Linked DNA regions of Mus musculus: region 1 is linked to region 2. The links are chromatin contacts, found by Hi-C in ENCODE. All regions are on one chromosome and are shown on one strand. The core of a region is the stretch at or near the end of the contact, and the rest is flanking DNA. Distances in the headings are between cores, read along the strand shown.

What was found. Hi-C counts contacts between places; a loop is a spot of excess contacts on that map.
Region 1: a map of left cerebral cortex shows a loop between it and region 2 (2.5-fold over the local background). The contact joins two enhancer-like sites. A Hi-C loop is called at or near these places in 4 of 37 maps with a recorded cell type or tissue (Patski, heart and left cerebral cortex).

The regions. Positions count from the first base shown.
Region 1 is chr1:89,843,979-89,848,049 of GRCm38, reverse strand. The region is part of intron 16 of Agap1 (ArfGAP with GTPase domain, ankyrin repeat and PH domain 1); the gene reads right to left. Among named protein-coding and RNA genes, the nearest start is that of Gbx2, 85 kb to the left of the region's middle. Within about 2 kb of position 2,383, at least 1 of the 3 ENCODE cell types and tissues checked has a DNase peak (open chromatin) inside an H3K27ac peak, as active enhancers do.
Region 2 is chr1:89,641,645-89,645,786 of GRCm38, reverse strand. The region is part of intron 6 of Agap1 (ArfGAP with GTPase domain, ankyrin repeat and PH domain 1); the gene reads right to left. Among named protein-coding and RNA genes, the nearest start is that of 4933400F21Rik, 40 kb to the left of the region's middle. Within about 2 kb of position 1,500, at least 2 of the 3 ENCODE cell types and tissues checked have a DNase peak (open chromatin) inside an H3K27ac peak, as active enhancers do.

The DNA of each region.
Region 1 (4,071 bases), core at 1,134-3,633, 200 kb before region 2:
CTGAGATTACTATATTGTGATCCTATGATCAAACCTAACAAGACAAAGACGTGGCCAAGTGGGGCTGCTTTTAATATCTCCGAGTCAGCTGCGGGGATCCAATTATTTTCAGTTTGGATACATTTCGCCTTTATCAATATCTCCGTGTGCATAAATAAGATGAAAGTGGCCCTGCAGAATCAAAGGGAAGTGGGACTCCCCTTGCCGGGCGGACTGGTTAGGTCTGGAAGAGTGTGGCCAGTCTTCTCCCACGCAGGTTTCTGATGTGGGCCCTGCTCTTCCTATCGATGGCCACGTTTCTTTATAGGTTAAAGACAGAAGAGGGTTTAGGCAGGGAGATGGAGTTACGTATAACGAGAGAGGGGTGGGGGAGGATGCTCAGAGAATGTGTACTAAACAGGCCAACGGTCCCTTCCAAGAGGCAGCAGAGTGGTAATGGGTGATTTCGGCTGTGCTCGGAGTTTCTCTCGTGAGCTGTTCCTGGAACTGAAAACACGGTCTGGCGGTCCAACTCCCTCCGATCTCCCAGCCCAAGCCAGCAGGTGCCAAGCACCGTGTAAACAGGAGGCTACCTGCACTAAAATGTAAATAGCATGGTCCCTGCTGACCCTCCCGGGGTGGATGCCATCAGGGAGACAAAGATAGGAAGTAGAGTGGGGTCAGCTACAGTGCCAAGCCCCTGGCTTCTGCCTCGTCTGGTAGGAGAACCACCTCCACCGAAGCCAGTATGACGAGCTTCCGTGTGAAAGGGCAGGGCAGAGAAGGGAGACAGGGCAGCACGGTGCGGGCTGGCCCAGGAAACACGACCCCGAGGACAGGTGTCACAGGGGCCTGCAGTTACGTGTGCTACAGACTCCAGAGCTTCATCTTACCTGTGGGAGGGGGTGGGGGAGTGTACCAACAAGAGCACCTGACACCTAGGTGCCAGGTGACCACGCTGTGTTCTGTGCATGGCATAAGCAGTCACTTGACTCATAATTATGGCTTTACCATAATGTGGACATTTTTTTCCCCTTCATCTCAAAGGCTCACCAATGATCTCGGCACTCCCTCCTGTGACAGCCAATTAGTCTCTCTACATTGGAACCCAGACCCCTGCACACCTGGTGGCTCTAGACTCAGCTGGTCCAACTGTCTATAACACAGCTTGACACACAAACATGTGCACTGAGAGTCATACAGCACACCCCCATTCCTAGCCTCAACTCCAGATAATTCTCTCCCCTGTTGCTGCCTCTACTGCCACTAACACCTCCATTTACAATCAATATTTTAAGTGTGTGCTTAAATGGTATCAATAGTGGGGGGGGGCCTGTTCTGATTCCAGCCCAGATGTAGTTAATTGTTGCCACACATCGATCTCCCCTCTAACATGACTTTCTCCAAATCAAACCCCCATTACAGAGGGGTGGAGGGCATCTTCTCCCCTCCTGCGACAATAAATTTAATATCGAATGCACTAGAAAAAAAATGGCAGCTGTTGCAGAATCCATCCAAAAAGATTTTTTTTTCCTCCTTCCTGGGAGTAATTAAAAGATGCTTTCCTTGACTAATGATCCCCCTGTTTAGGAATGGGAAGTCAATACTGCTTCAGCTGTCGTCAGCTCCGATTGATCACGGTGCTCCTCAAGTTTGAACGGCAGTTCTCAGGGCGGCTGAGGATTGCTGGAACCAATTATAGGCTATCCAGAGTTGGCCTAATAGGGGTGTGGGGACGGCAGGCAGAAGGCCAGCCAGCTGTGCCAGGCGCCTGTTCTCCCAGCCTGCCTGTAGCCATGGTTAATGCCGATGCATGGTTATTTCAGGGGACTGGCTGCTTCTTTGCAGAAAGATATCGTGTGTGCTCTTTCTCCACAGTGCTATGTGTGTGTGCCTGCACACAAGAGTGTGTGCATTCATGTAAGCATGTCTAGGCACATGTGTGTATTTTGTGTATTGAGATACGTGTATATGTATGTGTGTTGGGGTGCATGTATGTCTGTGTTAAGTGTGTGTATGTGTGCAGCAGTTTCCATTACATTCTAGAGTCAGATCCATCTCCCGAATCACTTTGAAACAGACCCAGATGCAGCGGGAAAACATCTGGGCCCTCATTTCAAAGAGTGACACTTGGTTTTTCCATGAACTAACACCAACATTTATTAAACTATTTCGTTTTGAGATTAACTTCAGGCCCTCGATGCTTCTACTAACTGGCCTTGAGTCCTCAGTGAGAAGGTAGGAGGGTGGGTGGCATTTTAGACAGGCAGTACCCAGACTAGGTGTCTATTCTCTTGGGGTGAATCCCAGACTGATCCTAGCCAAGACTTCCAGGCTTTTGTTCCTCTTTGGGGGAAGAGTGGGAGGTGGTAAGGAGGCAGGTGGTGGGATCGCTACCGTGCTGTGCATGGGCTGCACTACTTCTCATTTATGATGCTGTCTCTAAGGCTGGGAACCAAGGCAGCCCTTGGCTTGTTCTGGGTTGGCCTTTTTGAATCACCCTGCTGCCAACTTCAGCTTTCCCTGGATGATGAACTGACAGAATGTGGTCAAACACAAACACAGACTACACGAATCCTTCTGACATCAGCTACTCTGGGCTTAAGAGCTTCCCAGAATAAACCCATCTTTGCTTCTTGTTCTGAGGAGAGTCCAGCCCTGTAGGTGGCAACATTGCTGGACACGTGTGCTGTAGGCAGGGCCTTAGCTTAGGCGGTTTTGTCCCCTTACGCCTCTCTCCTGAAAACCAGCCATGCTGTGACCTCCTGGAGCCAATGTCCTCAGCGGGTCCCAACAGGGCCCACCTGCCATGATACTCCTGATCCTTTATTCATTCTTTCTCTTTCGTCCTTCCCCACTCCCTGTTTGGTGATATTTATTGAATTTAACCAGACCCCCCCCCCCAAAAAAAAAACCAACCCAAAATGAAACAAAGCAAACAACTTTCCTGGGATAATTTTACCTAAGGCACAAGTAAGCCTCCAGCTCTCAAGCTTGTCTGAAAGTTCAGAGACTCCACAGTCAGCTGTCAAGGTGCCCCAGCATCACACCACATCGCCACAGCCTCGGGGAGGAGTCCTGACTTGAGCAATGGTAGTGCAGCTGCCCTATTTGTGAGGAGGAGGACCCCCACCCATCTCTAAGCACTCAGGGGAATGCATTTCTGGCATAGTCAGTGCTTGGCAGAGTAGAAAGCTAGAGCCTGGAGTTGAGGGCAGACAGCAGTCAGAACTGTCCACTGCCCACAGAGCAGTCACTCATTCCCTGCTGGGTGCATGAAGACAATCACATCACACACGGTGTCTAACTGTTCTAGATTCTAGAAGAAGAGCCAACATATCTAATTCACAGATGGCATTAAACACATCTATATGTTTCGTTTGAACCCAAATGGTCAGGTGCATAAAATTAAACTTTTACTAGCTCATTTCAATGTTTTTTTTCCCCACACATTAAACAATTTAACTTCCAATCATTTTTTTTTTGATTTTTAAATTGAAATTTAACTACAGTATGAACAAAATAGGTACCACAAAGCAAACTAACATTTTAGGACTGTGTGGAATGAAGAGTTTCGCCGGCTTCCATGTGAGTGTTAGATCAGGACAACAGTTTCTCGGAGGGCAGGATAAGATTTGTAAGAGATCCACCCCTTATCTGTACTGCACAGACGGACCACGCAATGAGGAGCTGGCATAGTGAGCCTCTGGGGTTTTAACAAGCACACGTGGGTGCACCTTGCTGGCCCTCCCTTCCAGTTCCCTTCCCATCTCAGCTAACAGAAGACAGAAGAGGAGGGTTCAATGTACAGCAGCTGCACTCCTACTGTGCACCAGAAGGGGCGCCGCACATTTGTTCTGCAGTGTTGGTAATATAAACTCAGTCAGCAGATCTCAGGACACCACTGTCCAGGAAACCTGGACGTGTAGCTTAAGCTCCCACCAGTTTATAGAGGCTCGGGGTCTGACTGTGTCTCATCAGTGGCAAACATACCAGACAAACGCCATTTGCTGAGCAGGACAAGAGCCTCTTCCTCGTGGTTCGTTGAGACACACAGCAGAGGAGGGCCTCCCCTCGTGCCCGAGGTTGGGG
Region 2 (4,142 bases), core at 251-2,750:
CCCTGACTTAGTGCATAAGTCTCAGTTGAAAGAACTCTGAGAACCTGATAAACCACAGTGGGGAGACAGAGGGTACAGTGAGGATGAGACCCACACCCACCACCCATGTGTAACAAGTACAATGCCTGTTTCAGCTCTGTACTTGCCAAGGGAACCCACCAGGCCTCGGGTGTCTCGGTACCTCTGCCTTTGGGCACAGGAAAATATACCCTTCCCAAGAATATTCCTTGCATGACTATTAGGCCACTTGGCCACACTTGGAAAAGATGTATGTGTCCCAGTCCGTGAAGCCAAGGCTAAACCAAAGCATGCTAGTGGCTAGGGTTGGGTCTGAGAGGGGGCAGGCGGTAGGGAACAGTGCCACATTCTCTCCTGCAGCAGGAGACAGAGCGGGCACCAGTGCAGGCAGTGTAGCCTGGTGATGGGTGCTGCCTGTGCTTCTCATCTGAACATAGGCTGCTGTGTGTTCCAAGGGGACGGCAAGTGTGGACTCGGGAGAGAGGAGTCTCCCAGGAAATCTCTAAGCTGCACACGGCTTCATTTTGTGACGGCTCTGTACCTGACCTGCTGCTTCTAGGACATCTTCAGAGGTGCTAGGCCTCTGTGATAAGGGAGGCCATGGCAGCTTCGCACAAGTGAATGTCACATGTAAGCCGAGGAGGTGGGCGGCTCTGCCCAATAGGGAGGTGCCTTGGCTTCGGTTCTAGCACAGAGGAGGCTGTCTCTAAAGAGCTTCACAGGAAGCGCAGGAAGTCCATCTCGGGGCAGTTGTGAAGCTCCCATGTGTGCGGGGAACTGAACTCTGGCCCTCGGAAAGCACAAGTGCTACCTCTCCAGCGCTTCCGATTTTATTTTAGAAGTTTTAGAAATTCAACAGAATATATTAATCATAAAACATTATTCTAGGACTACAGCGGGTTTTTGGGGTGTTTGCCTGGCCAGGCACAAGGCTCTGGGTTTGAACTCAGAGCCACATAAACCAGATGTGGTAGCACCTGCAATCCCAACAGGCAGGAAGAGGCAGGATCCAGGGCATCCACATGTAAAGTTGAGGCCAGCCTGGGAAACAGGAGAACCTATCTTAAACGAAAATAAAATGCTATTGACTAGTGGTGGGGGTTAACAGACCACTTTTTATTGGCATGTATGTTGGTTATTTTCCTAACATATTTTAATTGGAAAAGTGCTAAAATGTTTCTAAGCAGATACAAAGTATACACAAATCTACTGAAATCTACTTTACTAAAGTAAACATGAATTTATAACGGTGTGATGACATTCTCAGAGAGTCAAGTCTTCTGTCCCCCAGGGCCAAATGTCACTCATTTGCCTGCCTGGCTGCCTCTGCACCCACATCAACTAGCAATGCTGGCAAAGACAGGATGTGGAGATGGCAGGGAGCCTCGGCTGGAGCTTCCCCAGTGACCGGTGGCAAGCTGACTCAGTGACATCACTTCCTCCTTTAATGCCTTCCTAATCGCCCTGACCTCACGTCCGGGCTCCCACTGCAATGACATCCTGGAGGGCAGGCGCTGAGCCAGCGAGGCTCTGGGATCTCTGCTGCTCCAGTACAACTGAAGACAAAAGCCGTAAACTTTACCATCATAGCGTGTGTGCACGTGTGTGTGCGTGATGGGTGTGTGGATGTGGGTGTGTATGTACCACAGCATGTGTGAAGGAAGGAATCGGACAACTCTGTAGGGTTGATTCTCCCCTTCCTCCTGTAGGTGGGCTCCAGGGATCGAACTCATGATTCTTAGTTCCGGTTTATGCAGCACACCCTAAAGTTCAACTTTTAAAAATGTGTCTGTATTCTCTCCACCGTGACAGCAAAAGGGAAAAGAAAATACAGAATGAAAATATTCTAAGTGCTTCTGGCACCCCCTAGTGGCAGTTCCACTAGATTACAACAGAGCTCAACCCTGCCTTCCTACCTTGTAGATTCTGTGAAGAAATCACCTGGGTGGGTGGGTGGGTGGGTGGGTGGGGACAGTCCGCACACTGGCTAGAGCCAGTTAGTCCCCAGAACTACTAAAAGGCTCTGGTTCTATGAAACACTAAGAGATTTAAGCATTCTGGCCTCAGGTTGGACCTTGATCACAGTGGGCTGAAGGCATGACTGGTAATGTGCTTATCTGGCTTGAGAGCCCTGGGCGTGAGCCCCAGCACTGCAGAAAGTAAGTAGATAAATATGCAGTAAAGGGCTTTCTGCACGACATATAAAACCAAGGTAACCCTGGAGCCCAAACACAGAGAGCTGAATGTGTCTGCTCTGCCACTGAGCATGCCCGCCCCCCCCCCCCCCACACACACACACATCTGAATGGTACCAACTGCTCACCTAAGCGGGACAGGTGAAGCCAAACAAGGCCTGGCATCTCTCTACCTCTGAAAGCCACCCAGTCTGTAAGTCAGGCAAGAAGTGAACTCACACACATTATAAAATCTTGGTGCAAAGATGCCTGAGATTTGAGACAAGAGCTTACCTACAGTTTGCCCTTGGAACACAGCCTGCACAGCCTCTGGAGCAGACTGGAGTGCCGCAGGTGCAAGGCTGCGAGCATCTCAACAACAGGGGAGACAAGAGTAGGCACTTCACCATCTCTGCTATGCCCTTGCTCTGGGTGGAGCAGCTCTTCCTGAGAAGCCTCAGGGAGCCTGGACATCCACTGAGCACAGCCTAGGCTTGAACACAGGGTCCCAGGGATGGATGTGTTCTCAGCGAGCGAGGGGCCAGCACACAGGGACTGACCGAGGCAGGAGTGGGACTTGGAGGAGACAGGTGCAAGCTGTGGCACCAACCGAGTGCCCCCCGCCCCCCCGCCCCAGGGAGCCCATTCAGGGAGGAGCCCTCATGACCACAGATGGCTACCAAATGTGTCTGTCCTTCCGGGCTGTCAAGATGCTCAGCATGGAAGCAGCTGCTGCACAGCCCCGAGAACCCGAGTCTGATGCCCAGAACCCAGGGAAAGCTGTTCTCTGGCCTCTGGCACAATGATCCCAGAATCCAGAGCTCACCTTTGGGGAATCCAGGTCATCAATCCAACCATGTACCCCAAACTCTCCAACTTGTGGGGGCCAACGCCTGGCCAGGATCACTCTGTGTCACAAAAGAAGCCATCATGATAAACAACAGGTTCCAACTTACAAGATGGGCCTCCTGAGGGTCACATTTATCCCTCCTCCACGGGCTGGGAGAGCAGAGCGCTGCTAATCAAGCGTTTGTAGATTGCGCCCTAATGAATGAAGATTATTCAGAGCAGAGGGGAAGAAGGGTTACCAACTGCAAGATTCCAAATGAGTGGGAAACCTCAGCTACAGATTATAACAGCTCCTGACTGTCCTAGCTAAGTGACATTTTCTTATTCTCTTGATCAGCGCCTCTGTAGAGGGCTAAATAGGTCAAAAAGCACATCACTGTTCAATCATTTTAAAAACATTAGGAAGAGCAGAGCACCGTAGCATTATGAACAGATTATGAACAAAAATAAAAGCCATTTGTATGCATTAATGATACATCAAGCTAATTCAAGCTGGCGAAAGCCATTAGGGGGAAATCCTGGGGCAAACCATGGTACTGATGCCTCCACACAGATTCAGATTAAAAGAACCATTTTCTATGTCATTGATAAAATTAATTCTATGAGCCAGGCATGAGTCTTAACATGAAAATCAAAACAGAGAGGATTCGCTAATAGTGTGCTTAATGATCTAATTCTGGCAGCATGAGAGTTGACACAGGCGTTACTGCACAGATACAAGCATCCATGTATAGAGCATTTCCCATAAGAGAGTGTAAGGAATTCCACACTTGGGGTAAGAAACTGTCACAGACAGCAGCCTCCGTCCCTATACCACCCTTCATGCTATCAAACAAAAAGTCACTGTTCTCTCTGGTTGTTTTGATAAGACTCTGCTGTCTTCCTACTGTGTACCACTGTAGCAAATAGAGATGGTGAGCTTATGAGTAACGTGGGCTCGTGGCTTCAGAGAGGTGTACTCATAGTTCACTGGGCCCCAATGCTCTGCCCTCAGGGGAGGGCACATCCCTCTGGGAACAGGTAGAGCCAAACTGCTCTTCTTGCCCTGTGAGTGTGAATGAGAGGGCAGGAACCATCTCCTCACCATCCCGTCAAGGGCCT